Regions from separate parts of the Mus musculus genome. Here all the other regions are linked to region 5. The links are chromatin loops, found by intact Hi-C in ENCODE. Cell type or tissue: gastrocnemius. All regions are shown on one strand. Each heading gives the region's core, and the rest is flanking DNA. Links, peaks and the distances in the headings are about the cores only. Region 1 has its middle 16 kb from the start of Gm34371. Region 2 overlaps Arid1b (AT rich interactive domain 1B (SWI-like)). Region 3 overlaps Arid1b (AT rich interactive domain 1B (SWI-like)). Region 4 overlaps Gm34155 (a long non-coding RNA gene). Region 5 has its middle 13 kb from the start of Gm29050. Region 6 overlaps Arid1b (AT rich interactive domain 1B (SWI-like)). Region 7 overlaps Arid1b (AT rich interactive domain 1B (SWI-like)).

The links. Hi-C counts contacts between places; a loop is a spot of excess contacts. Peaks named below come from ENCODE experiments on the same cell type or tissue, not always from the same donor. Only the 100,000 strongest peaks of a DNase experiment are listed, where the experiment ranks them.
Region 1: a loop joins it to region 5, with 11 times the contacts of the local background. A loop is called at or near these places in 10 of 42 quality-filtered maps.
Region 2: a loop joins it to region 5, with 5 times the contacts of the local background. A loop is called at or near these places in 20 of 42 quality-filtered maps.
Region 3: it touches region 5 in a loop (3-fold over the local background); 18 of 42 quality-filtered maps call a loop at or near these places.
Region 4: a loop joins it to region 5, with 9 times the contacts of the local background. A loop is called at or near these places in 11 of 42 quality-filtered maps.
Region 6: a loop joins it to region 5, with 4 times the contacts of the local background. A loop is called at or near these places in 15 of 42 quality-filtered maps.
Region 7: a loop joins it to region 5, with 2.9 times the contacts of the local background. A loop is called at or near these places in 20 of 42 quality-filtered maps.

The regions. Positions count from the first base shown.
Region 1 is chr17:4,776,580-4,780,967 of GRCm38, forward strand. No RefSeq gene overlaps it. Among named protein-coding and RNA genes, the nearest start is that of Gm34371, 16 kb to the right of the region's middle. In gastrocnemius, for the core only: no CTCF peak of the experiment used is centred there; a DNase peak (open chromatin) is centred at 1,786; H3K4me3 peaks cover 238 bases.
Region 2 is chr17:5,250,196-5,254,583 of GRCm38, forward strand. All of the region lies in intron 5 of Arid1b (AT rich interactive domain 1B (SWI-like)), which reads left to right. Among named protein-coding and RNA genes, the nearest start is that of Gm34854, 28 kb to the left of the region's middle. In gastrocnemius, for the core only: a CTCF peak has its summit at 2,433 (motif pointing right); DNase peaks (open chromatin) are centred at 1,002 and 2,435.
Region 3 is chr17:5,263,100-5,267,487 of GRCm38, forward strand. It overlaps Arid1b (AT rich interactive domain 1B (SWI-like)), which reads left to right. Exons shown (of 20, transcript NM_001085355.1): 6 at 933-1,022. Among named protein-coding and RNA genes, the nearest start is that of Gm34854, 41 kb to the left of the region's middle. In gastrocnemius, for the core only: no CTCF peak of the experiment used is centred there; no DNase peak of the experiment used is centred there.
Region 4 is chr17:3,568,755-3,573,142 of GRCm38, forward strand. Gm34155 (a long non-coding RNA gene) reads left to right here. Exons shown (of 5, transcript XR_876342.2): 2 at 2,038-2,105; 3 at 3,719-3,843. Among named protein-coding and RNA genes, the nearest start is that of Gm34155, 8.4 kb to the left of the region's middle. In gastrocnemius, for the core only: a CTCF peak has its summit at 2,308 (motif pointing right); a DNase peak (open chromatin) is centred at 2,316; H3K4me3 peaks cover 510 bases.
Region 5 is chr17:5,395,840-5,400,227 of GRCm38, forward strand. No RefSeq gene overlaps it. Among named protein-coding and RNA genes, the nearest start is that of Gm29050, 13 kb to the right of the region's middle. In gastrocnemius, for the core only: a CTCF peak has its summit at 1,795 (motif pointing left); a DNase peak (open chromatin) is centred at 1,787; H3K27ac peaks cover 195 bases.
Region 6 is chr17:5,199,772-5,204,159 of GRCm38, forward strand. All of the region lies in intron 4 of Arid1b (AT rich interactive domain 1B (SWI-like)), which reads left to right. Gm34854 (a long non-coding RNA gene) reads right to left here. Exons shown (of 3, transcript XR_876354.3): 3 at 1-364. Among named protein-coding and RNA genes, the nearest start is that of Gm34854, 22 kb to the right of the region's middle. In gastrocnemius, for the core only: a CTCF peak has its summit at 2,271 (motif pointing right); a DNase peak (open chromatin) is centred at 2,287; H3K4me3 peaks cover 216 bases; H3K27ac peaks cover 1,363 bases.
Region 7 is chr17:5,329,530-5,333,917 of GRCm38, forward strand. Arid1b (AT rich interactive domain 1B (SWI-like)) reads left to right here. Exons shown (of 20, transcript NM_001085355.1): 16 at 2,958-3,108. Among named protein-coding and RNA genes, the nearest start is that of Gm29050, 80 kb to the right of the region's middle. In gastrocnemius, for the core only: a CTCF peak has its summit at 2,047 (motif pointing right); no DNase peak of the experiment used is centred there.

The DNA of each region.
Region 1 (4,388 bases), core at 279-4,278, 620 kb before region 5:
CCACCTGTAAGTCTTCATGATGTCTTTATACCCGGTGTTGAACGTGGCCATGCCAAGCCTTACCTGCAGTACCAAATTCTGAGGATGCCTGGGGTTTAGTGTGTGGTATCTCCCTGTGGCTCTCTCAGAGGAAAAAATAAAATCTCCCCCAGAAGAAAGCAGCCAACTTATAGTTAAGCCATTCACCCAAAACTAGGTGGCAGGTCCCTTCCATGGTCCTAGGTTCACCTGGGACTTGCTAGCTGAGTCACAGATATTTCTTGGAAGGCAGGTGCACATATACCCAAGCAGAGGGAAATATCCAATCGCTAGACAGGGGATTCTAAGCAGAGGTCTGCAGGTGAGAAAAGACAGGCCTGAGTTCAAATCCCACCAGCACCAGTGTCTTAGAAGCAGAGCCACACAAGAGAGTTAGCTGGGCCCCATCCAGATCAATACTTGCCTGACACCATCCTTAGGAGTTAGGGGTGAGCCTTTGCAGATCTCTGTGAGCATCTAGAGGAGTCTGATACAACCTATGACCCTCACACTCGAGTAGCCTTAGCCTCCTCCAGGTTCCTTAGGGCTTAAGCTGCTCTGTCCCAGGATAGATGTGGGGACAAGAATTTACATCCAGCACTAACACCAGGTGGTATGCTTCGCCTCACTAAGATTTGGGGGCTGTACTGGACCGTCATCAAGTCGCCAGCACTGGAACCTCACCTCCTCCTGGGACTATGAAATGGTGACAATGGCTGCCTCAAAACATAAAGTGTCCACAAGAAACTACTGAGGAACTTGAAAGCATGTGGGATACCTGTGACCCACACACACACACACACACACACACACACACACTCACACATACACACACACACACACTCACATACACACACTCTCTCTCACACACACTCACACACACACATACTCACACACTCTCACACACACACTCACACACACACTCACACACACACACTCTCTCACACACTCTCATACACACACTCACACACACTCACTCACACACACACTCACATACACTCTCACACACACTCACACACACACTCACACACACACATACACACTCTCACACGCACACTCACACACACACACTCACACACACACTCACACACACTCTCTCTCACACACACACATACACACACTCACACACACTCACACACTGAGGAGACCCTCATTACTTAAGCCACCGTGGCTGTGGCTGTGTGCAGTCCTATGTAAGTCCCTATGCTGGTTAGAGATCACACTTGTAGTATTTCCTGGAATTTTTTAAATGTCAAAGGACCTAAAAACCCATGTATTCCTGTTTTCTGGGCAAATTCCAACCCTCTAGAGTTGGTTTTTTGGTTTTTTTTTAATAGAATGGTGCTTATCAGAGGGAAAACATCTGCTCCAGTTTCTTCAATCTCTAATGTATCTAGTCTGCCTTTGTAAAATAGGTATATCGCTAATGACTGAATTCCTGCCAAGGGAATGAAATGATTGTTTCAATCACTTATTCCTCTCATCGGCTTTGCCCTCTGAGGAACAATATCACACAACATAAGTATAATGGATGGGCCACACGTTTTTTCGTTTGTTTTGTTTTGTTTTGTTTCTTCTTGGTATCTTCCTCACTGGCCACCATCAGAGAGAGAGCCGTCCAGAATGGATGCGTTGTTTCCAGGGCCTCCACCTGAAGCACCACGCTGTGGCTTGTGATTGTAAATCTCTTTTTGAGAACTGTCCTTCACCAAGGCCCCAAATGCCAACCCCTGGAGAAGCCTCAGTGGAGCGTGACCATGCCGGGATGCGGCCACCAGAGGGCGCCGCAGAGCAGCACGCCCCCTCCAAAGACTCCCAGCCGCGCCCTCCCAGCCCGGCTGTTTATTGTCAAGAAGGGTGTTTTTTCAAAATCCGCACACACAGAGATGGTTTTCCTTCCACGTTTTCCCCTCTTATTGGTGTTTTTTGTTGTTGTTGTTGTTGTTGTTTTTCTTTCTTTTTTAGCATTTAAGTGATAACCAAATAGGATCTGCTCCTGTTGTTTACACAAGTAAACAAAGATGGCAGTTAGAATAGAATTAGGGTTTTTGTTTTTTGGGTTTTTTTTTAAGTGGAACCTGGGTGTTTAAGTGCTATGAGGAGGAGGTTAGCGGCCGAATGGGAGAAACCCTATACATTATGTTAACAGGAAAGAGTTCGAGGACCAGCCAAAGGTAGGCCTCTGGATCCGACTGAGCCCTACCTAGTACCTGCCAAGCCAGAAGACACCAACCAGGTCCAACAGACATACAACTTAGCTCCTACTGTCCTTTGGTCTCTCTCCCTCTGAAAAATAGCAAAGGAGTTTAGAATCCCATATTACAACCTATTTATACCATATCTTTCAGGGGGGGGTGCATCTTACAGTGGATGTAGCATAATATGCCTCATTTTAACCCCAGTGGTGTTAAGTCTGTGCAACCATTAACCACCACCCATCTCCAGAACTTCACTCTCATCTCACGCTGAAACCGGGAAGCCAGAAAATGCTCCCGGTGACCTCCGTCTCCCTCTGTCCCAGCATGTCTACCCTAACCTCCCAGAAGTACAACAGTACCGTACCTGCCCCTTTGGTGAGTGACGTCATCATTTATTAAAGCTGTTTTTCAAGGTGCAGTCACGCTGTAGCAAGATGTCAGAACTTCATTCCTTCCGTGGGTGAGTACTCTTCTAGCACATTCTTTCTGGTAGCCAGAAGAATGCAGAAAGCAAATCGGAGAGGCCGCCCTGGCCCTTGCCTTTCAGTTGAAGAGTCTAGGCTTTCCCACACAACACAGGGCAAGGAGTCACAGTCAGATCTTCCTGTTCACAGCCACAGCCCCCTCCCCTGCCTTGTGTGGGGTCCTTGGCTAACACTCCTTCAAACACTGACATAGACAGGTGCACCTTTCTCGGCAGAACATCTAATCCACCCCTCCCGGCCAAGCACCTTGTGATCCCCAAACCTGAGACTCAAACTAGGGCATAAACCAAACCTGGAAGAGCCAGCTAGGGTGTGTGCGACTTGGAGAACTATACAGACCCTTTCCAAGGTTCTTACATAGACCAGACAAGCCAACATCCTTTGGTCTCTATATCTCACTTTGCCCAGGGGTTCTAATTGGACCACAGGACTCAAGCCTGGGCACTCAAAGAAAAATACCATGGCTGTATTTCCTTCAAAGTTCTCTGCAATGGATATTCACAGAGGACCATGGTTTCTAACAAAGGTCAGCTGGAAGGACTTGGGGTTCGCTCATGGCCCTATCCTGTTAGTGTTACTGAGACGATCTGACACTCTCTAAAAGCTTCTTATACGTTGTATTCTTTTGTTTTGCATCTGCTCCGTGAGGGAATCAGGTTTTAAAGACACTCAGCTGAGATGCCCCAGCCAGGACTCCTGCCCTTGTTCTGTGACCTCAGAGCCCACGTTTGCCACAGCCTGGCTAAATCACTCCACGTTCAATATTTTCCCCTCCCACGGGTGGAAGCTGTAGAGGGATGTAGTCTTCCAGCCACAGGGGGAACTACCTTTGCTCTGCTCAGCAAACACTTCCTTTGTGCTCTCCAGACAGATGGTTTGAGAAATGACAAGTGGTTTGAGAAATGACAAGAGGATACAGCCCCCTGGAATTCACATCCAAAAAATAACTGGGGGGCTAGGGAGGGGGTTGGTAAAGTTACAAACATGAAGTTGTTCCAAGTTCAAGACCCAGCATCTACATTAAAAAGCCAGGCAGAGTGGTACACCCTTGTAAACATAGCACTGGGGTGGGGGGTGGCTAGGACAGCCACCTTGCGAGGGGGGGGGGGTCCCTGGAGTTCAGTGGCCAATTTGCCTGCTTAATCACTGAGTTCCAGGCCTGTGAAAGAACCTGTCTGAAAAAACTCAAGGTGAAGAGCCCCTGAGAAACCACACTGTGTCTGACCTCTGATCTCCAAAAGTATGCAAACCTACACATACACACACACACACACACACACACACACACACACACACACTAAAAAATATTAGTGGTGGGGGTAATCAAGTTATATCTATAGATGTTGGAATAAGCTGAGATTTGGGCTATATAGCTGTTTTCTGGTATGCTCTGAGAGAATTATTTGTGAGATATCATTCAGGTGGACTATCAATCACCTACATTCTTAGTAACATGTTAAGACCAAACATCTCCACGCTTGCCTCATTGCTGCTGAGACATCTGACGTTCCAAGAGGTCTTGTCCCTTGTTCCAGTAACTTTAACTGTGGGTTGGGGATATTACCTGGGGAAGGAAGGGAGCAGTCAAGACTCTAGCCATAATGTGTTTTACAAACACACGGAGTGTTTGCAGAAACTATCCTTACCCTGGAACCACTGTGGGGAACACAGCAGGAAGCCTGGGTCC
Region 2 (4,388 bases), core at 289-4,288, 150 kb before region 5:
TCACTGCAGTTATCTGCTGTAGTGAGAGTCACACACCTTGCTCATTTCTGGAGCTTGTGGACTGTCACCGCTGCAGCCGTGCACGCAGCAGCATACTGCCTCTGTGGACTGTCACCACTGCAGCCGTGCACGCAGCAGCATACTGCCTCTGTGGACTGTCACCGCTGCAGCCGTGCACGCAGCAGCATACTGCCTCTGTGGACTGTCACCGCTGCAGCCGTGCACGCAGCAGCATACTGCCTCTGTGGACTGTCACCGCTGCAGCCGTGCACGCAGCAGCATACTGCCTCTGTGGAAGGGGAGGCATTGACCTGCTGTACTGAGGACTCGAGACGTGAGGGGTACAGTGCTTTTATGAGCTAATGGAAGCAGAGACGAGGAGAGTGTCCGAATCCATTTGGCTACATTTCGGGAAATGGTGGCTAAATGAATAGTGTCTAGAGCTGGTGTGTTCTTAGCTCTTCCGTGTGAGTGTTCTAAAGGAGCAGGCCATTGGTCCCGAAGGAGCGAGCGTTCCTTCTACTTCCCTGTCTCCTGCTCCGCTGAAGCTGAGGACTCTGATGTGTTGATTGATTATAGCCGTTAAGCCTAGTACTAATCAGTTTCATCAGTTACTCTCATTCACACACGTGCACCTTTGATTTCTCTTCCACGACGGGATGATGTGGGTTGTCATTGACTAATGAAGAGCAGAATTGATTTCGGCACGAGACAAACGGAATGCCGACACCAATCCTGAAAGGCATTAATCTTTAATAATTCACATCTGCATGTTTATAAATGGTATACCCGGGGATTGTTAGTGTTGACATTCTCTCTTCCAAACAGAAAGTGACACCAGGATTTGTACTTGCAAACTGCTTTAAATGCACATTGCAGAATGCCAGGGTGTGACCTTGTGAAGGCTGCCAGTACAGTGCTGCATGGGGGCTTCTGTTGCACTTCAGATGCTGCTGCTTCAGGTGTGTCCTGTGCCAGGCCCGGCAGCCCGGCTGCCCACGGCCTCCCTGCCTTCCTTTATCACCACTTGCCTCATTCATTCCACAGAGCAGACTGTGGACATGTTTCTAGGACCATAGGGAAGTGCACTGGGCCTGCACGCGGAGAGTATGGGAAAAACATGAAGTTCATGAATAAGTGTGCTCTTGGTCTGGGGGACATTTTGACAGTTAACCATTCAGACTGGAGTTCAGATCCCCAGACCCAGATACGGGGGATCTTCAGAGCAAGCTAGCTATAGACTTTGATTGGAAGGCCCTACCTCAATCAATAAAGCAGGCACATTATAATTATTTTGTTACATTATTATTGGTGATCCTTTACTATGCCTAATAAATAGGAAACTTTACCAGAGACATTTATGTATGTAAAAAAATATAGTTAATATATAAGGTTCAGTGTCCTCTTCAGATATTAGGGAAGGGTGGTCGCAGTGGGCACACAGGGTTGTGTGGAGGAGGAGGGGTGAAGAAATTAGAGAGCAGTGTCTGTGCTTAGAAGAGGAAGGGGCACAGCGGAGGTGGAAGGGAAGCGTTTGGGCTGACCCTGTTTCTGTGACCCTCCTTAGTAATTCTGCCTAACCATTCAGAGGGAGGGTTTGTTTTGGTTGATTTGTTTATTTTAGCCAAGTTAGGTGTGAAAGTTTGGATACTGGGGCTGCATTTCAGTGCAGATGTGAGAGAGAACTCTGGGTTTGAAGCTAGAGGTGTCTAGCCTTCTGAGCATTCCAGGGGCAGCATGGATTGCTGGCCCCACCCTCACTTAGGAGGTAGTGGCTCTGGCTACCCCGAGCCTCCAGTCAGCCAGTGTGCTGTCCTCACTGTCCCTCATGAGGGCCATTGCTTGTGTCTAGGTGACTGTTAGTTAGTCATCACTGAGAAGCATGGGGTAGAGAACCACCCCAGGCAGTCTTTGTAGTTGCCAGGTTTGTATTTGGTTTCCTGGCCTTTCTAGAGCTAGGTTATGAACTCTGTTGGTAGTGCTGCCACAGTGAAAAAAATACAAGAGGAGTTACAATCTCAGGCCTGAGGTCACTGGTGCTGTCCCCATCTTCACGACCATCACCGTGAATCCATTACACACACACACACACACACACACACACACACACACACACACACACACGATTATGACAAGTTCTTTTGATTTTTTTTTTTAAACACAAAACTGTCATTTGTAGAGAGCTGCACCTCAGTCCTCAGCGTGTTGCTCTGTCTTGTCCCCTCCTCTCCTATGTTTTTTCCCTTAGAGACAGTCATGGAACAGATTTGCATTCCTGTAGTATTATGACTCTGGGCAAGCCCTTTGCCCACACAGCTGAAGTCAACTACCCTGTGCTTACTCTATATTATCCATCCTACCCCTCAAGGTCCAACTGAGTCCTTTTCTTGTTAAGTGCAGCTTCCCGTTACATCAAGGGTGGAGAACCGTGCCTGGCCAGGAGAGGGCGCCCAGTAGATGTTGACCAAGTGCAAGCATGCCAATTCTGAAAGGGGACAAAGAAAAAGAAAAAGAAAGAAAAGGAAAAAGAAAAAGGAGTCTAAGAAAAGACAACTCTGAGGTTATTCCAGGACTAGCTTTCATCCTGAGCTGTGGCTTGGTGGGTTGTCTCTCACTGGCCTTTTCCTCCCCTCCTCAGAGAGACTCAAAGGGGATAGATCAGTCTGTTATCTTTGTGCTTAAGAACAGCACCTAAAACCATAGTTCTCAACTTGTAGATCTAAGCCAAGTCTTTGAGTCTGAAGGCCTCTGCCTGGTTCTGAGCCTTCACAGAGATGCATTAGCATTCATAGCACAATAGTAGCTGCTGACTGAATCCCTATCTCGACAACGGGTAATTAATACGCTCTAGATATTTGAAAAGTGTGCTTGATAACTACCTAGCTAAAATCTAAAGTAAGCCTGGTGCGTATGTGAAGCTGTGGCTCAGAATGTGGCTCCTCCCCTCTGTGTCCTAGTGGTCTCTGTCATGCAACCTCCAGTTGTCCCAGAGGCTCCAGGTAACCTGGACACAAGTTCTGAAGAGCTGTGTGCACAAGAGCACAGTGCTTGTTCCACACCCCGCCGTGCTAGGTGGAACTGGACTGAGCCAGCTCAGCACTCGTAGAACCACCACACACACACACACACACACACACACACACACACACACTCACACACACACACACACACACACACACACACACACTCACACACACACACACACACACACTCTGAACTGAGCCAGCTTGCCCCCCACAACGTCCCCCTCACTGGACTGGACTGGTTCAGGGTTTAGCTGCACACTGCCCTAGGTTTCACTGTGCATCCTTCTCTTCAAAAGCCATTGACTGAAGCACTGCATGCATATATGTGACACTGAATGGAGACCTCACTCAGATGTTATTACATCTAAATGTGAGCAGTGGTGGTAGGTAGACCCCCAGGTCTTGGGGATTTCGGCCTTGCTGGTGAGTTTCCCAGAGCAGTACAGCGCGTTAGCTTTTACTTTTCAGAGGTTTTGGAGCTGGGATGTAGGTTGGTGTCTTCTTGGAAGGTGTAAGCCCTGGGTTCAGTTTCTGGCACCACACAAGCAAAGCGTGAGAGCGCATGCTTGAAGACCCAGCCCTTGGGATTAAACCTCAGCTCCATGGGAAGGTGAAGGCCAGCCTGGACCACATGAGACCCTGCACAAAAGGAAAGAAATAGCGTAGTCACCTCAGCATCCCATAACCATGAAGTTTGTATCCATAGCCACCCATGTCACAACCCAAATTTGGTGGCACACATCTGTGATTCCTGCTGAGGAGCCAGAGACCAGCGGAGCCCTGGAGCTGGCTGACCAGCCAACGTAGCCCCATCAGCATGCTTGCCTTCAGGGAAAGACCCTGTCTACAATAATAAGTGGGAAAGACCAAGTCAGCCTCTAGTCTGCACATGCACACACATACACATGCACACATACCACAAAATTGGCCTGTTAATCAGTCAATATAGTTTAAAGTCAAACATACAGAAGTTTTAAGTTTTACCACAAGAATAAACTGCTAGTGTAGTTTCAAATACAATAAATTTTTAAAACTTTCAGAAACCAGGTTAATTTCACGTATAAATTGATTAATCAGATATTTAACAGACATTAACTCTACATTTAGTAGAATAGAAACTAGTTTTTAGTAATAATAATATGTGTATGTATGCAGAGGACCTGTGTAGCACATATGTGGGGGTCAGAGGATAACGTATGAAGTCCCTTCTTGCTGAACCCACTCGGGCCACCAGGCTCACATGGCAAGTGCCATCTTTTCCACCCAGATACCAGTGTTTAAATGTTGGTTTCTGAGCTGAAAATCTAGTGCTCTTAAACAGTACAGCTTATCCTGCCACCTGTCGCATGCATCCAGGAGTAG
Region 3 (4,388 bases), core at 251-4,250, 130 kb before region 5:
GCATAAAGTAGCAATGCCCTCACACTGTGCTGTGCAGGCTGCTGCAAGGGTTTGGGCCTTGAGGGTGGTGTTAAATCCAATACTTTTTAATTCCTCCATGTCTTTAGCCTTAGAAATGTGTCTGAACCTCTGGGCCCAGAAGTGAGTTAATATTGCCAGGTACCTTGGATGATTCTTAATTTCAGAAGTATGCCTCAAGCCTCCGCATGATTCATGTCTCTTTTAAAGATAAAATAAGTGTCTTTTCCCTTATTTTGTATTCTTAGATTATGAGTTATTATATATTCTTCATGCTAAGGGAAGCATTCAAGGAATGAAAATATATGATTATCATCTCAAGAAACTTACATTGTATGTGAAAAATTGAGTAAATATTAAACAACTGGGAATTAAATAGATGCTATCGCTGTACCAGCAACAAAAATCAGGACTTGCAGCAATACTCCCTCTCTTATGTGCTAATGTACCTTATGCTTTGTGCTCCTTGGTGGAGCCTTCTGAGTTTAGGCTGAACTCTGCTTATTCGCAATTGATGTTGCTGTATTGATTAGATATGAATGAATGAACGAACGAACGGGCGGGTGCCAGACTTTTTCATTTCTGTCCAGTAGGTATGAGTTCAGAGTCGAGAGGCTCAGCTCTGCTGGCCAGTCTAGGTTTGTGGCTGTGGTGAAGGATGTGTGGGCTGCAGCTGTTGGTTGATAGCTCCGTGAGCTTGATAGCCCAATCAGCAGCAGGTTTGCTTTTTTAGTTTGGTTTTGTTTTGTTCTAAAAGCAGGTGTTTTGGTAAATATCTTTATTTTATCTTCATTTTACAGGGAAGAATGGAACACTTTTTTAGCTCTCTTCTCTGTACCTTCTGTAAGCGCTTGGTTCTTGTGGTTACAATATTAATGCAGAGCACATACCCTCCCTTTCCCTGTGTTCTACAGGTAGCCAGATGCCTCCGCAACCACCTGGAAGCCAGTCAGAATCCAGTTCCCATCCTGCCTTGAGCCAGTCACCAATGCCACAGGAAAGAGGTGAGTCTCAGGACACACACATCCCTCCCACTATAAAAAGGTTACATGAGGTTACTCACCCACCTGGCTCTCTATAGTTTTTAAAGCCAGTGTGTCCTACCAAAGAAATACAAGCTTACATGTAACAGCAGTTACGAAGAGGATCCTTCCTTGTGACTGGGTGACATTCCTGTGGTACTTACCAGCAAATTTTGAGCACATAACAAAATCTTGTATAAAGTCGTTAGGTCTTCAGACTGGAGTCACCCTGAGAGACCACATAGTTTGATCCCTGAGGGAGGCCACGGAGTTCATGTTGATTCCTCACTCCTGGCTCCATGATGTCCAGGTCAGAAAAGGAGCATGCGTTTGTCTGGCGTTTTCAAGCAGATGTCTTCCCACACATTCAAGCTCTCCATGGCTTTACTTGGTACTGACTGTCACTCCATGGTGTTGACAGTGCCTGGTGTCCCCTAGGCTCATCCCTCGGTCCTTTTGTCCTGGGTGGGATAGTACACTTGATGCTGGGGCAGGTGTAGGGAACAGTGGTTTTAACCCAGATCTGGACCAGAGAGGAGCTGCGCAGCTGGAGCAGGGGTCATTCTAACCTAGTTAGAATGGACCGGCATGCTGTGCCTGGCCTCTCCCTCCGGCTTATGGGTCAGATGCATCCATTGTTCCATGCTGGCAGGCTTGGAGGCAGAAGCATTTGGGTGCTGGGGTTCCTGAGTGTTCCTAGGAGGTTTCCTGGGATGGAACTTAGAGTATGAGAGTCGTGTGCACATTGTGAGTCCCATTTCTGCCTAGATTGCTATGGCAAGGTTAGGGTGGCACCCTTGTGTCAGCACTGCTGGCAAGCTCCCAGCTTTTGCCAGCGCTGAGGGTGCGAAGGGGGTGTGGCTTCTTGGTCCTGGCTTGTGTCTTGGGTCTGTAGTTAGTCCAGTGAGGTATATGTAAGAGCACTCAGACCAGGCTGAGTGCTAGCAAGTCACAGACAGACATCTCTTGTTTGGAGGCCCTAAAATGCTAAGTACAGCATACTGATAGGAGCCCTCACAGCCCCCAAATAGCATTCCTCAACCCTTAAAACTGGTAAAATTAGAAACACAAATATGAAAACCTGGTATACCTGTGAAAGCCTAGGTAAGTTAGTTTGTGAGGCAGAATCTGCCCCCCCCCCCCCGCCTCCTTCCATAGTCATTCCTGTGTCTGTCACTCTTTCCTGTTCCCTTTAGTGTGATGGGGCAATACACTGGCTATGTGGTGATCTCGGTGGCTAGAACAACCATTTCCTTCAAATAGCAAATTAATAATTAATACTGTAAGTTGCTAGATCTAAATGATTTTTATGAACATATTCCCTAACCCTCCTCTGAATGACTTCTGAAAACGTGGCTGGACATCTTCCAAAAAAGCAAACCTTCCATTTTTTTAAAAGTAACTATTAAGTTAAATAACGGGCTGACATTTATGAGTCAATTTTCCTTTAAAACTGGGTAAAGGGGATATAAAAATATAAGTTTAAAAGAAAGTAAGTTTATTATGTTAAAATTCAAGAAGTGTTTGCTCCTAGTAATAGTTGATATAATGCTAATTAAGAAGCCCTTGTGTTGTCACCTGTTGTTGAGTACCAGACTGTGTGTGGGGGAGGGGGGGGTCTTATGCCTGATTGTTCCCTCGTGTACACTGGAGTGAGTCACCACCACTGTGCCCTTACAGTAACAGCTGCCCTCTGGTTTGGTAAGAGCAGAGCAGAGCGCAGCTTCCCAGCGGCTCCGGGTGAAAGAACTGGGTGCTTGCCTTCCTTCCTTCCCCGTTAGTTGTAATGAGTTGAAGGTGACATACTAAGATGTCACAGTCCTCTTCCTTTTATGTACATTCAAGACATACACGCTCATATCAAAGACTATACAACACTTGCAATAGGCCCACAAAAGGGTGTTGTGTCTCCTCCTCTATGGAGGACAGTATTTGGAGCCTTTCTTCAAGTCCCCATGACACAAGAGGAATGGTACCAGTGTCCTGGAGCCAACTTCCTCCAGGCTCAAGATGCCCAATTCTTTTTAACTTTTGTACTGACATACTGAATGACTTCTGCTTGGCCCTGTGTTCTTCATTATCTTCATAAGCAACATGCCCTATTCAGGAGAAGGCCACAAACATCTAAGTCCCATGGACTGAACAACTCTGGTTGTCTCCAGGTTGTATGGTGCCCAGATACCCTGAGGGGTGAGTTTCTGAGCTCTGCAGCCTTCACTCCCCTCTCACACCTGGTGGCTCTGTTGAAGAGCATCATCAGGAAGCCCTTTCCCCACATTATGCTTATATGCAGCTAACCATGACTCAGTGTGGCTTTATGTTTGTCTGCTACAGAAGGAAGGTAGCTCAATCTACACACAGATGTGGCAACATAGGTTATAAAAAGGAGAGAAATTCTTTAATATTGTTTGAACTTGTCATTCTTGTCTATACCAAGGTCTTGACCTTGGGGGGTCAAACGACTCTTTCACAGGATTCAAATATCAGTTATCTACATCATGATTAATAACAGTTACAAAATTACAATCATGAAGTAACAATGAAAGTCATCTTATGGTGGGGGTCGTCACAGCATGGGGAGCTGTGTTCTTATGGTGGGGGTCATCACAGCATGGGGAGCTGTGTTCTTATGGTGGGGGTCGTCACAGCATGGGGAGCTGTGTTCCAGGGTTGCAGCGCTGGGAAGGTTGAGAATCGCTGTGGTCTGGTGCTCTCTCACCTATTTCCCAACATAAAGCTCTGTCTGATCCTTCACCACTGAAAGTCTCACTAGCTCAGTAATTTTTCTTTGAAAAGAAGGTCAAATCTTGAGTTTGATATTCTGTAATAATATGTACTTGTCAGGTGTTGTCGATGTGACAGAGATCTGATAAAGTAATGTGACAGATGGGAAGTGAGTATGGGTTTGGGTTTCGCGTGGCTCCACTGGCTGGGGCCTGAGGTAAGGCAGAACATCACAGAGAAGATGCCACAATGGAGCAGTCACTCACCTGACAGCAGGGAAGCAATGGCAAGGTCAGGGCAAGGGATTCTCTCACAGACAGGCTTCAGGACTGGGCTTCCTCCAAGCAAGCCCTACTCCGTCCTAGCTTCCATCACCTCCTAACACCAGCATCTAACTGTGGATCTGTCAATAATAAGTTAACTCTGAGCCCTCCTGATCCAGTTGTTTAATCTGTGATTGAATGTACCACCTTTGGCGCCAAGACCTCAACACAATTGGCTTTCCTTGCAGGGGACGCGCGGTACATAAACTGTAACATAACACATTTGCTACTGGTTCTTGTTTTAAGTCAGATCTCTCTGCAGAACTCATGTGACCGCGTGTAGCATCACAGTCGTCTCAGC
Region 4 (4,388 bases), core at 136-4,135, 1.8 Mb before region 5:
AATGTTGAAGTTGGGTAACTGTTAAATTGTATATGCTCTTAATGTAATTTTACTATAAAATAGAGTGACTTATTGTCCGCTCTCTCATATGCTCTGCCTATGGGGGGCGTCTCATGATAATATTCTTTTCTGGCATGTTAATCTTCTTTTCCTGTTGTAGGAGAAAGCCCTAACACACCCCCTTCCCTGTCTAAGGAAGCCTGGATAGAAATGGCCTGGGAACTTATACAACTAAGGTTTCCTTTAAGAAAGATAATTCAAAATTACAAATACTAGGTTAAGTGTCAAAGCCAATATTTATTTGGAATAAGACAAGAAATCACATGAAATAATAAATATCCAATAGCAAAATCACAATATAACATCTCCAAATAACAGCCAAATTTTTTTATGATAAATTTCTTTCAGGTTTTGATATTGATATTATATTTATAATATATTTTATTATAATCATATAGCTGTGTGATATATAATATAATATATAATTTATATATATATATGAAGTTGGCTCCTGGATTCTAAGGGATGAATATTTGTGTTGCAATTTACTGATCTAGATGAAATTTCTATTGATTTTTATTATCTACCCTATTATTTTTATTTCTTGTTTTTTTGGGGTTTTTTTGTTTTTGTTTTTTCGAGACAGGGTTTCTCTGTATAGCCCTGGCTGTCCTGGAGCTCACTTTGTAGACCAGGCTGGCCTCGAACTCAGAAATCTGCCTGCCTCTGCCTCCCGAGTGCTGGGATTAAAGGCGTGCGTCACCACGCCCGGCTTATTTTTATTTCTTACCCCATTACTTTTTATTTAAAATTTCTCCCCGTTCTTTAAATTACAGAATAGAGCAGGAAGGGGGTGCTCTATATCCATTCAAATCAAATCTATTCTTTCGAAGTCATTTTGCTGAAGTTCTCTAAGACATCTTCCCAAATGTTGGTAAAAGTGAATGTTTGTAGTGAATTCCTCCCTCAGCCGGATTCCTAATGGCTTCAGTTCCAACAGTCTACAACCTGGAATGAGATGGTGGTCTTAGCTGATGCTGAGTAAAAAAACCTTTGCATGGTTTATAAAGACACATTCTTGTGGGTAACTTCTTAGGACCTTCCCCAGAGTCCTGAAATGCTGGTTAAAGGAAAACGCCTTGACATTCCTACTTCATAATGCTTTTGGCTCAACCTGCCATTTGCCAAGGAGAGTCAGCCTCTGAGGATGCTGAGGCAAAACAGCTCCTTTACAATACAGTCATGTGTATTCTTAAAGTCACACGGGGAGTGTGTGGACGTGGTGGTGCTCATTTATTACTTCCTTGAGGTTTTGGGCTTCAGTGAGTGGCAGTGCAGGTGCTGGACACCGGAACAAAGGCTGCTTCTATGTGGTTAAAGGGTTAGAGTATGTAGAGCAGCTAGAAAAGGCACTGAAACAAAGCAACAAAGCAATTCACCCCAGAATATCCAAACAGAAGCTGGGGAGGCTCCTCATACCTCTGTCCAGTAAAACAGTGTTGGAGGTTGGTGGTGGGGGTGGGGAGAGTAGAGGGGGTGGGGAGGGTGATAGGTGGGGGTGGGGAGGTGGGAGGTGTTGTTTGCCTAGAACCACAGTTGCAAATGAACTTGGGGGATCCTGGGACCGTGGTGTCAGCAAAGCTGCACCACTTCTACTATATTGTTTGAATCCGGCTTGTTTAGGAACTCAGAATCACTTAGCGCGATGAAGGCACTTCAGTATTATTGATCTTGCTTTTTTCTTGAGATGGCTTTGAAGACGATGGAGAGGGGAACCGAAGACAATGTGGGGACAAAAACTATTATCAAATAAAAGCATCTAAAATACCTAGATTATGTTCATTTACTGTGGTCCCCCACCTCTTAAAACCTGGAATACTGTTGGAGGTGGGGTGGGAATAAAACCTTTAAAATGGAATTAGCCTAATAGGAAAATTAACAATAAACTATAAGCGAAGCATGAAAGAAGGTTAGTTGTAATTCTGTTTAATCATCTTCATGGACATCAAGAAGTCATTTTCCTTTTCTGTACCTCAGTTTCCATCTCCCGAGGGCACGTGAATCCTGAAGGTCACCTCCAGCTTGGAGCAGCTGTTGTCAAAAACGTAGGTGTCATGAATATTGGTCTTAGTGTGGCATCTTGGGCCCGATTACAAAGGCAAGTGTAGTTTACTTTCTGTAGTTTACTTTTCTGCAAAGTGCCGGGACAGGGCGGTACCTTCTTTAAGGACATTTCTGTTCTTTAGAGAAATGATATGAAAAGCCGAAGGGAAAAATCTGGAAGGATGCAGAGAGGGAAGCCCATTTTAGCCACTGGGTGGCGATATTGTCCCACGTCGTGGAAGGTTTTTTTGTCCCATTCGCCATTCGCCAACCGTTCCAAACTTTGAATTAACTAAGCATAGTCAAGGAAGATTTTCAAAAGGGAGCTGAAATAAAAGCAGGTCGGCAGAAAACCACAATTACAGGGGAATGACAGTAAAGGGCAAGGCCAACTAACAGAAATAAAATCCCTGTCGTCAAGGCAGTGAAACGTAGAGGGTTATATATGACAGCTGTGTTTGGGTATTATTTAACAGAATATATGGAGAGGAGTACATCGTAAATCTATGTAGGTTTTAAAAAAATAATATGATTTAAAGATTAGTTCTAACAATCAAAGATTTAGCCCGGAGGATTACAAAATATAGGCTATATTTCTAAAATCCAAACACAAATAGACTGTTTTCTTCTTTTGTTTTTAGCATATATTAATTGAAAAATAAGTTTTGCTGTGACATGCCCACACGTGCATTTAATGTGCTTTTATTATGTGCATCCTCTTGAGTTTTATCCTCCCTCCCCACCCTCTCTTTCCCTTTTACACCCTTTTACTTCCATCTCAGGATTAGGTTATATCATTTAACATTGCAACGTTCAGTTCCATCCATTTTCTTGCAAACAACATAGATCCGTTGTTCTATATGAATGGAGAAAAGAATTTCTTAAATAAAGATTATGTTTATTTATTTGTGAGTGCGAAAACACATCACTGTGAAGATGTAGAGGTCAGAGAAAGTGGTCTCCTCACTACAACTTTTGGGTCCAAGGGTCTCACTGGATTCAGGTTATCAGGCTCCATGGCAAACAATTCCACCCACTAAGTCTTCCCTCTGGTAACCAACTCCATTTCTTTATCCTCTGTCTGTCAAAGGATACCTGTGTGGATTCTGTAATTTTCCAGTTATGAATAGTGCTGTGGCAAATATGCATCTGTCGATATTGCTATAATAAGTTGATTCTTTGGGGCGGGGGTAGACACACAGAAGTGGTAAGGCTGGGTCCTATGGGCGATGTAGTTTTAGTTGTTAAGGGAACCCCTTCATGTTGATTTCATATTGGCTGTGGTAATTTACGTTCTCACCAGCTGTGCATAAGACTTCCTTTTTCCAACGCCATGCTAGCATCTGTTGTTAACTTTGTGATGGCTGCCAATCTGATTGGGATGAGGTGGAAACCAGATAGTGGTGATTGGCTGCTCCCTGCTGGCTAACAGCGTTGGACAATTTAACACCTTTGTTGACCACTTACTTATATATTTTTGAGACCTGTAGGTTAGGTCCATTTGCTCATTTGTTGAACAGATTACATTTTTTTGTGTGTGTTTAATTTTTTGAGTTCTTCGTGTGTTCTAGAATATTCGTGAACATCTGGCAAAGATTTTCTTCTCTGTCTATAGTTTTCTCACCGTTGATTGCTGCCCTGGCCATACAGACGTCCATTATTTGATGCAACCTGATTGGTCATCTCCTTTTGTTACCTTCTGAGCGTCTATAATCCCATCAAGAAGGCCACTACTTACATGTGAGTCTGGAAATGTTTCATGTGTGTAGCAATCCTAAGGCTTCAGGTCTTATGCTAATGTCATTAACATATTTTTGGGTTGATTTTTCTGTTGGGTCAGAGGCAGAGCATGTGTGGGTATCCAGTTTCCTCAGCTCTTTTTGTTAGGAGACCTTTCCTCCTATGTGCTGGCACCTTGGTAAGAACCGGATGGCTTAGCTGCTTGACCTTTCTCCAGATCGCAGTTTGTTTGTTTGTTTACTTAGTTATTTACTTATTTAGTCTAAACTAGAAGGGACCATTTAAGAGGATTGTACTTTTCCATTTTCTTTTGTACTTTTTTGATTGTACTTTTCTTTTTTTCTTTTTTGCTATTCAATCAAATAAAGCAATCTATAGTTTTTGAGCCCTTTTCTTTTCTTTGAAGTGGTTTTCACCTGGGCATCAATCTTTTGTTTGGAATTTTGGGGTGAGAGGTGGGATTAAAGTTCTCCCTGGCACTGAGATGGGGCCATTTTATGTATCTATTGATGGATCTATCTATCTATCTATCTATCTATCTATCT
Region 5 (4,388 bases), core at 281-4,280:
TGGCTCCTTTGAGCTCTCAAAGTGCCGTTCGGGGTAAGGAAGGTTTGCTGGTGCTGTGCTGCGTAGAGCACCTGGGAAGAAAAGACTCCTGGGATGAGATCCATCTTCCTGCAGTACCTTAGGAACTGGCCTGAATCCATGCGCAATAAAGAGGATGAAACAGGAAGCCAACCCCAGTGACAGTCACCCCGACACCCACACACTGCCTGGCAGACCTGCCTTGCAACCTTTTGCCTGCCTTCATCACCAACTCTTTATGTCCTGGGCCAAGGGACAAGGCCTGGGGGTTCTGGGTCAAGGCCATTGTTACCTGGCGGTACCGAGTTAGATCAAGGTTTAAGGTCTCTTGGGCCCTAAGGGAGTGTCTAGGAATACCTGGAATAATATTTCTCAATTCGAGACTGTCAACATTTGGAGTGACCAATTCTCTTTTTGGGGGGCTAGGGGAGTGGGTTCTGTTCTACCCGCCAGCAGCCATGGCATTTCCCCAGTCGTGACAACTAAAATGTCTCCAGCCAGGCATCACTGAATGTTGTCTGGGGGAGGCAGTCACCCTCCCACCCCTCCACGGCTCTCTGCCAGCGTGAGGAAAAAGAGGTGTGGAGTTCTCTGTGTGTCAATACAGAGTTCTTTTACATCTTTTCAGATTTAAATTCATACCAGATAAAGACACCCAGGAGCTGCAGAGGGACCAGGCAGGGATAGGAATTGGATTTTCCTAAAAAAAAAAAAAAAAAAGCCCTACTTTAGGGACAAGCCCTCAGATGACTCAGGGTGACAGGCTCACAGGGACAGTCCCTGGCCTGCCAGCCAGCCTACTCCCTTTCCTTTCAGAGTGGACAGCTCTTTTTTTTTTTTTTTAATTTCATTAGTGTGTGTGTGTGTGGTTGTGTGGTTGTGTTTCTGCATATGTACCCATATGCCATGTCTCAAGTGAGCAGGTCAGAGTCTGTTCCAGGGGTTCCACATGGATTCCAGGGATGGAACGAGGACCAGGCTTGGCGGCAAGCACCTTTGCCATATAAGCTACCCCAACAGCTCTTTTTGGGACTCTCAAGTGTCCCTTCAGTGCCCTTTGTTGGAAAAGCAAATTACAGTGTCGAGAGCAGACACCCACACGTGCAAGTGACAGGAGAATGTGGGGCACGCATAGCAAAATGTCAGTACTATTACTGATGGAGTAAAGATGGGGTTTCAGGTGGCTGTTAGTTTGGCTTGACATCCCTCCCCACCCCCATTTATTTTGGCTGGAACATGAAGTTGTTTGTACCAAGGTGATAGTCATTCACAGAGATCCCAAGGGAAGCACCACTCTGGTGGCAAAGGCCTTCGCCCTACAGATTTGTTACTGACTATGGAAGAGGCTTCTCCATACTGCGGGAGCATGAGATGAGAGGGAACCCAAACTCAGCAGGGTGACGGAGTGTCGCCAGAGAGGCTTGTCCTGGGAGGACACGGCCCACCCTTCTCTCCAGGTCATGGATTCCGGCAGTACCTACACCCACGCTTGGAGTGGCCTGTGCGGAAGATCTGGGGTGTGGTCAAGAACTGCTCAGCAGTGTGACCACCGGGCGCATAGGACGATCAGAGTTGAATGTGTCTTGGGCGACTCTAGAATGCTCTACTGGACTTAATTTTCAGGGTTCACGGAAAGAGCAGAGCACAGCCAGAGGCCCTGGCCTCCGGGCTGGGACAGCATCCCTTGTCTTAACGCGGTGGTGTCCTGGCCCGAAGCCCCACGTAGTATATCCACAGCAGCAGCAGCCAGCCCGCAGCTCGTCCGCCCTCTGCTGGCAGAAAGCCTGAATGACACTTGGCGTTTGCAGCTATATCAGGAAGTCCGCGCTGTGCCCTTGAAAACACAGGGAGAAACCTGGGCACAATGATAAAGGGGGACACAACTGACAGGGAAGGCGTAGCTTACTCGGAATGTCCTCGTGGGGCGTCCGAAAAGCGCGACAGGATGACTGCCTGTCCCAAGGCCCCAGTGGGTCTGTGAGTGACCTGCTCAACAAGCCCAGCTGGTGTGCCAAGCACCCTGCATTGGTGTACAGGAGCAGGGATGCTCATTTGGGGCAGCTTCGCTGAAGTGCTACAAACTGAGAGGCTTAGAGATCGTATTATTTTCAGAAATGAATTATTTCTTGTTTCTAGTGGATGCAAATCCAAAGTCAAGGTGTTCATAGAGCACTCTGAAGGCTCCAGGGAGGTTCACTAGAAGACCCTTCACCGCAGTTGTCCTATGTCGGTCTCCATGCGGCATTGTCCCTGGGCAGATCTATGCTTCTCTGTTTGTTAGTACAGTAGTTGTTGCAAATAATCAAATATAACTTCACCCGAATTTGATTATATCTAAAATGCCCCTGTTTCTAAAATAGGTTATAAGAAGGAGGGGTGGGACTTTACAACGACTTTCAAAGTCTCACCTCAAACATAGCAGATATGCCCAGCGTGCATCCGGGTATGGGGACTGTGAGCTGACCAACACTGAGGGTCTCCGTGACCAGGAAGCCTGAGTGGCCCATGGGCAGGCAATGCTTGAGGTGGGGACCCAGTAAGGAGAATACTTCCCTGTGGTAGGGGTTGGAACAGGAACTGCTTAACGATTTTATTTAGATCTCTAGGCAAGTGTAGGCAAAGATATTGCTTAAATTCACAAAATTAATAAAGATGGTCTTTTTTTTTTCTAGCTTTCTAGTTCCGTTTCTGTTGCTGTGAAAAAATATCACCACCCAAAGCGGCATAGTTCAGGAAGGGTTTATTTGGCTTTCGGTGACGGGTTAGAGACTACCATCGAGAGAGGTTAAGGGCAGCTGGTCAGATCCCATCCCTAGTCTAGAGCAGAGATACACGATGGACCCTTGCCTCTTTGTGCTCTTTCTTCTTAAACAGCCCAAGAGGCCCAGACCATGTGTCTGTCAGGTCTCAGGCCATGCGTACGTCCAGATGCTGCTAGCTCCCAGGCCCTCCCCACTTTTGCCTTGCATTCCAGCTTCCTGGACTACCAGGATGGTCCTCACCAGCCAAGAAGTAGCTGCAGAAGAGACTACACCATCCCTCATCAACAAAAGGCTGGGATGCAAGGTCTCAGGCTGTGCAAATATCCAGAAATGAGCTCAAACTGGATATATGGATTGCCTGAGACCCAACAGAGCTGTTCACAATGGGCTGGGTCTTTCTTCGTCAATAAGGAATCTAGACCTTCCTCCACAGACATGCCCACAGCTATGGCTTTGGCTATTGTTTTGCGAATACATTTTCAAGGCTGTTATTAAGAGAGAGCCATTTCTCATGTGGTGACACATCTCTGCTAATCTCAGCAACTGAGATGCTGAAGTAGGGAGATCTGTTTGAACTGTGACCCACAGTTAGAACTTGGTACCTCTCTAGGTAGCTGGCCTTCCATTCCTGTGGTTTAAAAGGAAGAAAATCAAATCCACCCAGAGGAGCCCAGGTAAGCTTGGTTTGAAGGATGGCCCAAGATGAGAGAGGTAGGTGTCTTAGCTAGGGTTTCCATTGCTGTAAAGAGACATCATGACCAAGGCAAGTCTTATAAAGGACAACGTTTAATTGGGGCTGGCTTACTGGTTCAGAGGTTCAGGCCATTATCATCATGGTAGGAGGCATGGCAGCATTCAGGCAGGCATGGTGCTGGAGGAGCTGAGAGTTCTATGTCTCATTCTAAAGGCAAACAGGAGAAGATTGCTTCCAGGCAGCTAGGAAGAGGCTCTCTCAAAGCCCATGCCCATAGATAGTGACAACTTCCTCCAACAAGGACACACCTCCCAACAGCACCACTCCTTGGGCCAAGCATATTCAAACCACCACAATAGATAACTAAGGTCATGGCAGAGGAATGAGTGAGCCATGGAGCTCCAGAGAGGGCAGAGGTAGTAACACAGGCCACCTGGCCAGGATCAGGGACAAACTGGATTCAGAGGAGTTGAGGTAGAGGCACCAAAACCTTGTCATTTGTGAAGCTGCAGACAGAGTGCGGCCGTTAGAAGCTTGTACCGCTCTTGAAGAGGACCAGAGTCCAGTCCACTTGTAACACCAGTTCTAGTGGATCGGACATCCTCTAAGGGTGCTACGCTCACGTACACAAATCCACACTCAAACACATGCATATGCACATAATTAAAAATTAAAAAATTAAAAAGAAACTTTATGAACAACTCTTAGGACTGAGCTTGCCTTCTAGATTGTGGTTAGGAAAGCAAGCAGGACTTCATGGTGGCCTACAGGAGCCATACCTGATTGGAGGGCTTCATGGTAGCCTACAGGAGCCACACCTGATTGGAGGTTGGCCTGTGTGTGCCCCCAAGCACAGGTGAGTATGTGCAGTTTCTTCATGGGAAATAGTGAAATATCTAACCTCATAGGATAAT
Region 6 (4,388 bases), core at 138-4,137, 200 kb before region 5:
CCGTGTCAGAGCTCTTGAAAACTGAGTTCTTCAGTACTGCCTAGTGTAAACGTTCTTTGTATATCTACATCCAACTTAATATACTCTTCTAATTTGACATGATGTTAACTAATGATACAGTTTGCAATCAGTATCTAAGGGCTGTGTCACAGATTACTTCCTTAAAACAGATTTCTCTTAGATAGACTCGCGGTGGGCACGGACGTGCCTGAGAGTACTCACACCACAGGGGCAGCTTCTGGGTGTCTCTGTTCTGTTGTCATTAGGTGGTGCTTGTTCTTTACTTACTGAAAGTGTCCAGGCGTCTGCTCTGCCCATGAGTGCTGGCTGCTGCACTCTGCATCATGACCAACATCAAAGATACCTGCATACAATCATCACATTATTAATGATAGTCAGTGCTATTTGTGTTACTGTTCTATGTTAACCAATTACTTTTAATTAACCAGGATCCTCTGTAGTAAATAAGTAAACCTACATTGTAAGGCAATGAACAACAGTAAGTTGCTCTGCCTGCAGGCAAGCAATTATTGATGCCTTTCCCCATTTCTTGGGCGTGTTCGTAATGCACAAGATGAACCACCCCTGTTTGTATGTATATGCTACTTTTGTTCTTGATTTTTTTTTTATTGAATAGCGTATTTACACAAATAGGTTTTCTTGATCTGTTTTTAGTATTGATCTTTTTTTTTTTTTTAACAATTTATTAATGTGTGAGTGGCGAGAGCACCTGTACCAGGGCTTACATTTGCAGGAGGCCACCCACAGGAATAGTTCTGTCCTTCTACCATGGGTCGGTTCTGGGGATCAAGTGCGGGTCCTGGAGCATGGCTGCCAATTAGTATTCTGTGTTCTCTGGGTGCTTTATGTGGGAACTGGGAAGGAGTTTAAAGTGAGGAAGGGACTCCTGCTCAATTCTGCCTCTCAGCTCCTGTGTCACAGCCTTTCCGGGCGGACAATCCTGGAGTTGTGGGATTTGATGGTTTAGGACAGCTCAGAGGGTCAAGGGTTTGGCTCCTGCTATCACTGACCTTGGTGCTGTGTGTGCTCTGAAGTCCTCTACAGATGGGATCTTTGTAGGCACACATGCCAGCCAGCATTTTCCATCAACTCCTTAGACATCAGTGTGGCCGGGCCTCAGCCTCGGCTTTGGTATTTATTCATTTGCTCAGTCATTCAGTCTTTTAGTTGTCCGTCTGTTTAAATGTGCATGCAGTTTTGCCTACATTTATGTCTGTGTATAATGTACATGCCTAGTGGCTTCCGAGGGTGTCAGATTCTCCTGAAGCCAGACTTGCAGAGAGTTGTGAGCCTTTAGTTGTATGCTGGGACGTGAACCCCGATCCTGTGGAAGAACAGCTTGGGCTAACCTCCAGCCTGTTTTGTTCTCTTAAGCTTCTGTCCTCACACTTGTGTCCTGGAGGAGCCCTTGAGAGTTTTCTGCCTTCTGCAGGTCAGCTGCACTACACCCTAACTGCACTTTGTGTACGCCTGCAGCTGTTTTTTGGGTTCTTGTTTCTGTTTTGTTTGTTGTTTGTTTGTTTTTCGAGACAGGGTTTCTCTGTATATCCCTGGCTGTCCTGGAACTCACTTTGTAGATCAGGCTGGCCTCGAACTCAGAAATCCGCCTGCCTCTGCCTCCCGAGTGCTGGGATTAAAGGCGTGCGCCGCCATGCCCTGCACCTGCAGCGTTCTTTTGGTGATTACGTTCACGAGTCTTAACTCTCCACAGAAGAAATGGGAACAAATGCGTAAGGATGCTTACGTACATTCACTTGGGTGTTTACGGGGAAACTCCCCTCCATGTTTGGAGACCTTAAGCATGAGCCTTGTATGGATCAAATGTGCAGAATGTCTTTCTTGATGAATGTTGGAAGGTGTTTCTTTTGAGGAGTTTGTAATGCAGATTACAGCAGACATGAAGAGTCAACACTTTAATACCAGTGCACACCTTCCGGTTCCAGCAAGTCTTTCTACTGAAAACATACTGTATTGTTTTCCAGTCACACGTTTTTTTCCCCTTTAACTTAAAGTTAGTGTCGCTTCATAGCCAAATTAAATACATTGGCAAATAGCTAAAAATTAATCATGTATCAGATCAATACAAGCATACTTCAGTTTTATATAGATAGTTTCTGGCTGATGAGACACAAAGTGGTTATCAACCTTTCTCTGAACATTTACTTTAGAGTGTATGACAGGAGTAACACAGGACATGGGTTCCCAGTAAGTCTACTGGTCTGAAGGGCTCCTTGAGACTTGGCATACTCCACTGCTCCCACTAGAGGGCTTCCTTCCAGCAGAGACACATGCTCTGAGAGCAGCAGGAAATCCTGCCTAGGACATTGCTATTCCCTTGAGAGGAAATTGAGACTAACCTCCTGGATTTTAGGTAGTATTTTTTTCATCTATAGGTGCTAACATTAAAGCCTCATAGAACAGAGAATGTTAGACAGTAAACGAGGGTGTGTATGTTTTAAACCCATAGTATTTGAAGGAAACAGGTTTGTGAAGTTGCTTAGGTGAAATGAGTTTTTTAAAAGCCTGGTAAGGGGTTTTGAAATACCCTTTAGCCTGGCTAGAGAGAGAAGCAGGACTGGAGGCTGAAGCGGCCTTGCGAACAGTCACATGGGGCTCTAAATTCCACAGAAAGCGCTGCTCTCACCTCCCGTTGTCAAATATAGTAAAGCCTTATCTTTAAATAGATATTCTATTTGCTACTGATTTTTTTTTTCTACTTGACTTTTAAAATCTGTTAAAATATGCAGAACTCACTCTGTAGATACCAGTCTCGGCTTTACTGTGCTCAGCAGTAATTGTATGTATGTGAAAATACCCACATCAGGGTTTAGTGTCCTTGAGGGACAGAGGCTGGCAAGATAGGATCTATGAGTGCAGCTCACAAGCAGACGTCCTAGAATGCCCACAGTAGTTACCTCGGCAGGGCTTTCCCCAAAGGCTTTTAGCTGAAGTCTTCGGTGTTCATTTGGAATTGCAATCTTAAAAATATTTGCGGTCAGCAGCTTGGTGTTGTACAAGGCAGGGCTCAGGAAATCAAAGATGAAGCTCTTGTGCGTGTGTGGGAGGGGGAACCTAAGCTAAAATCTATGCTATGGCTTGTTTCTAAATCTAACAGTTAGCGTTGGAAATTGGAGTGTAAACAGAAATGGTGTTAGTGGATCTTCCCATGATTTTCCACTCTAGTTGAGCCAACATCTCAGTCTTTAGCCCAAAATCATATTTGATATCAGCAACATATGGTTTCCATCACAAAGTAGCTGCTCATCTTGTCAGCCCAGCACCCAGTCTACCATCTTTCTGGTGGGGCGGGGCGGGGTGGGGTGGGGTTGGCCAGGCTCTGACCTTCCTAGGTGGCTCCTCTTTAACCCTTTCATTTTCATGCTGCAGTCAGTCTTCCTTGGTACTGTTGTCATTGGCAGCACTGTTGTCATTGGCATGGCCTATGTACACTTGTGTTCCAGGCCAGTCACAGGCTCATCCTGATTTCAGCCCCACGGCCCCACCTCCCAGATGCTGAGCACCCAGACTTTCTCTTCCTTTCCTTGTTCTTTTCCTTCATATTGGCTCTTTTTAGTAGCCAAACTTAAGAGCTTTATACACCAGACTGAATAATTACGTTTTTTAAAAAAACAGTAATTATCAATACACATCTCATTCCATGCAGCTTTTAAATTCATGTTAATGAGCTCTGTCGTCTCTTGCACAAGACTGACAGCCAGTTTTGAAGTTCTGCCATCTTTTTACAACTTGCTGCCTAGACTCTGCCTGCCTCTCCCAGAGCACTGTTCTCAAGACCTCTTGCTCTGTAGCATTCCAGAGCCTGGCTCTGCCCACTCTGCTGTGAGCAAGGACAAGAAGCTACTAGCATCAGCAGGGTGGCCAGCATGATGGTTGGTTTTCTGAGTACAACTTTCCCCCTTGCTATCCTGTCTCTCAGTAACAAGTTAAAGAGCCTGTGCAGCATCGTGGCATGTGAGCAGGATGGCCCTGCTGAGGATTGGCACCCACACACATTGAGGCGGGTGGGTCCTCTCAGTGCAGAGCACTAGCCCCGAGAGAACTCACCGAGCCCCTCTTGACCTCCTCCCAGGGGCTGGCTCACCTGGCTCAGGGCTGTCCTCAGAGGGGGTCTTGATCGTACCTAAATCATTTCTTTCACTACCACTGCGGGTTGACGTCTGGGCCTCAGAGGATGAATCGGCCTTTGGACTCAAGGTGTGTGGCCTGGTGTGGTTTATCATGCAGGACTTTGCTGCTCTAACCAGACACCAGTGGTTAGCAAAAACACCTGTTTAAGTTTAATCATTTAGGCTGTGATTAAGATTAAACTTTGGGTATAAGAAGCTACAGAACTCAGAGTTTTGTGT
Region 7 (4,388 bases), core at 244-4,243, 66 kb before region 5:
CTGACTCTCTGGTGTTCTGTCTCTGTGTCCTGCTGTACAGGAGCCACGGGAGCCTCTCGTTCCCTCAGACCTGCAGTCTCTCCTAGGAATGAATTTGAGAGGCTGTGGGGCTTTCTGCACAATCATGAATTGAAATCTCCAGCACCCACGTAAAAGCTGGTTTGTGGATATTCCCACAGCTCCAGTGCCATGGTAGCCTAGACAGGAGAATTTTTAGTTTGCTAGATAGCCAGCCTAGCCAAGTATGTGAGCCCCACATTCAATAAGAAAGGCCTCATCTCAAAGTTAAGCTGGGGAAGACTCTGACACCGTGTGCACCTGTGCATGCACACACAGCACAAAAATGAATTCGGGCAGGCAGGGGACCGAGTGGAGGCTGTGTTGTAAGGTGGCAGGTAGAGAGATAATGAGTGGAAGATAAATAGCACAGTCTTTGTATATTTCTGCCCACCTGCTGCCTCATAGCGCTGGGACATTTATGTCCACAGAAAACATTTTCTTACAGCTCTAATTAGTTGTAAATAAAGTTGTTCATTCTTCAAGTTGTTCATTGGTCTGTGAATTTAGACCAATATCCATGGAGACCACTGTTGCCAGGGTAGCAGCAGCGGGTGGTCCTGTTGTCACCACCACTGACCTGTGACTTAGTGGTGCAGCAAGTCAGCCTGCTGTGAGATCCCTTAACCCATGGAGCCGGCCTTGCCTGCTGCTTACCACCTGCCTCGGACAGGGCACGTGATCTCGGACTAGGCTGACTCTATCTGAGTCTTTGACCGTGGTACCCAGTGTGTCTGAGGCTCTGTTACTCTCCATGTACATTGCTGTGTGTAAATCTTTTACTAACCCCTGGTACTGTAACACTAGCTGGGCTGTCCCTCCCATTTAGCTCCTACACATCTGTGGTGTGTGACTGTTTCCATGAGATGGATTCCTAGGTTTAGTGAGTCAAAGAATGGGAATAAAGTGCCTCTATCATCTTGTCCTGTATAGCAGAGCTCCAAACTCAGACTTCAGTTAGCAGAACCACTATGTCACATGGCTGTGTCGTCAGGAGGCCTCTGGGGTGGCTGATGTCAGCAGAGTCTTTACTGGGGACCCAGTTGGAGTCTGGGACCTTTCTGTGGGGTTTCTTGGGTGTCCTTGCTACAGAAGGTAAAATCCAGGATCCAAGATAAACCCTGTTGCAAGCTCAAGCAAGTGTTTGCTGGAGTCCATTTTCCTGAGCCGGTTGGTCAACACTGGCCATGTGGCCTATCCCAGCGTCATTATAGGAGGGGACAGCATGGGCTGTGAATACAAGCAGATGTGTTTCTGTGTGTGCCAGGGATGGCTGCCCACAGCAGGTGCGGGCAGCAGTTAAATGCACTGGCAGGAGTGTGGGGTGTGGCTCCTGCTTACTAAGCTGACTCTTACAGCTGCCTCAACACCTGCCAATCAGATCATAACTTGATGTTTTTCTAATTTTCCATAAGGCCGCAGGTCTATCACGCGTTGAGTGACCGTTTAGTCTCCTTTCCCTGCAAACATGATTTTCATGACTTTGATACAGTATCTACTTTCTGTGGATTTTTTTTTTTAAGGAGCTCTGTGGATTAGAGAATTAAACCACTTAACTTTAATTATGCCACTTGACTTCTGTCTGTCTTTGTTTTTCCATCTGCAAAATGGAAAGTAATCTCAAAACTGGTTCTACCACAAGTTGACGTGAGATTAGACACAGGGCAAAGGTGCCAAAGTGTGATAGTCCTGCACTGGCCTCAACCCTTGTATCCGGTCCACAGTGGGACAGCATTGACTCAGAAGGCTTCAGTGACTTTCCTGCCTCACACAAAAGTAGCTATCATAGGATGAAGACAAGCAGCAGCCATGGAACAAGTATCTGGACTTAATAGAGTTTTCTCCAGGCTCTGAGCTAGTGCTCATTTGTGTATGCATTCCTTTTAGTGGTCTGCTTTTGGATAGAAATAAGTCACAGGTCACCCCATCTTCAGCTGTTATTTTAACTATAATCACATATGTATGTGCACATATGTATATGCCTCCAATGGCCAGAAGGGGGCCTCAGAGCCCCTGGAGCTAGACTTACAGGCAGCAGTGAAGCAGAGTGGCTGTAAATGCTGCCCTGCAAGTGCCCTTAGTCACTGAGCCATCTCCTCACACGCTGGGCTGTTGCAAATGCACATTTATGTCAAGGTTTTCTGAGTTTCTTGGTAAAGGTGGAGACTAAATTCATATCTCCTGTCTTGTTTACAAACTCTTCCTAAGCTGGTGTCACCTCGTTCTACAAACAGTAGTTAACACAGACCTTAGCTTTCCATGAGCTTGTGTGTTGCTGCATGAGAGGTGACCACACACCACACCTGTGACAGCAGAGATGTAGGCTCTCTGTGGGCTCAGCAGGCACTGCAGGGTAGTCTGGGCCTCAGGACTCAGCTTCTGAGTTGCAGATTCCCTTCAGGTTCGTTCAGGTGGTTGGCAGAATGCATAGGGCCAAGGTGACCATCACATTGTTGGCTGTTCTCTGTCCACCCTTCATAATGTGCCTCTTTCCATGACAAAGCTAGTAGGAGAGTGTCAGATAGGCTCCATCTTTCGCCTTCTGCCCAGATCTGAAGGGTTGCTTGGATTTTCCCCTTGGGTGAATGAGTGCACAGTCGTCAAAACCATCACCACATCTGTGACTCGTCTGCCGTGTAACACACCGTAATCACGGAGATGCAGCCCAGCCTGTGTCTAGGTCCTGCCAGATCAGAGGCTCTTGCAGTGCAAACAGCGAGGAGGCAGGTGTCTTTGACTGCATTTCAGGATCCTGCTCCCTTGGGCAGATTCTATATCCTCTCAAAGGATTGTGGTGTGCCGTGTGAGATTGGGACCACTGAAGTTACTAGACAGGATGTATGTGCCCTTTGGCTTTTGGAAAATGCTCAGTCCTGTGCTTTTTATTTCACATCTCACAGTGCCTGGAAGTAGTGAGCCCTTTATGACACAAGGACAGGTGCCCAACAGCGGCATGCAGGACATGTACAACCAGAGCCCCTCAGGGGCCATGTCCAATCTGGGCATGGGACAGCGGCAGCAGTTTCCCTATGGAACCAGTTATGACCGAAGGTGAGTGGTTTGGTTTTTTGTTTTCTTATTTTATGAAAATGGGATAATTTACCAAAAGCGGCTTTGCTCAGATACACATTTCTGAGCCTTGGTGGCCAAGCTTCCAGTAACAGCACAGTGGGTAACCTTCTTTGTAGCCACCACTGGCGACCAGGCTTTGTCAGTGGCTACTTACAGTGGGTGGCTTCAGCCAGACCATGAAGTACGTGGTCTCAGATGGTCCATGGCTGTTACTTCTAAGCAGGTGTCCAGCGGCATACAGCCATAACGCACTGTGCCAATTCAGCCAGCATCAGATTCCTAGGCTCTTCAGTGCCAGACCTTCCTCCTCCTCGTTCCTTGAGGATGATAGCTAGGATGTCACCCTTGGCTGACAACTCTGAGAAACCCCACCATTCAGATGCACAGGAGCCTTTCGAAGGGAGCCTTTTTGATATCCACATGGCAGGATATCAAATGTCACATGTCAGGCCACAGGATCACTCCTAAACTGTATTTTAGTCAGAAGACAGTTAGATGTCACAAGAAGGCCATCAGAAGCCTCATCTTCACAGGTGACAGGGCTTCCTCTGAGAAGAGATTCCTCAGCCATGCCTCTGACTGACACCATAGGCTCTCTCGTTGTGGTGGATTCTCTGCTTCTCTAAGGAGAGAGATGCTTAGAGCAGGCTTCCAATGTGGTGTTTGTGATTTTAAAGAAAAAGCATGAAGCATATGAGAAGAAAGCCCTTGTCCTCTCTCTGGTGAAGGGAAAGACTAACTGTGGAGCCCCTCCCTCCATGGTCCTGGTATGGTTGGTGTCTTCCCAGGGCAGCGGAGCCACACTCAGGCCCTCTCACCAGGTAGAGCCAAGGGAGGAACAGTGAGTGGGAATAACTTGATTTGAGGGGTGGGTGTGAGAGATCATGTCAGGTATCTTCTGGGAGCCAGTGCAGCGTCACTGGTTACCAGGGTGACAGGGTGAGTCTCGGTGTACAGTGCTTTGGCTATCCCTCATACCCTGATCACATGTGATGGATCTGTTGGTACGCCCTGCTTTCAGTGAACAGCACCGATGCCTGATGTGTGGGATGAGGGTTAAGTTCAGCCATTGTGGATCCTTAGTGCAAAGCTTAGGGCTTCAGTTGGCTTGGGTTTTAGGATCCAGTAAGAGCTACTGTTTTGTTTCTGTTGTTTTGTTTTCCAATGAGATTAGGCAGCTGTACCAGGACAGACACCCCTGGGAATCTCCAGTGAGCTTGCTGTCCTGCTGTGGGCCGGGCTTTGGCTCACCCATAGCA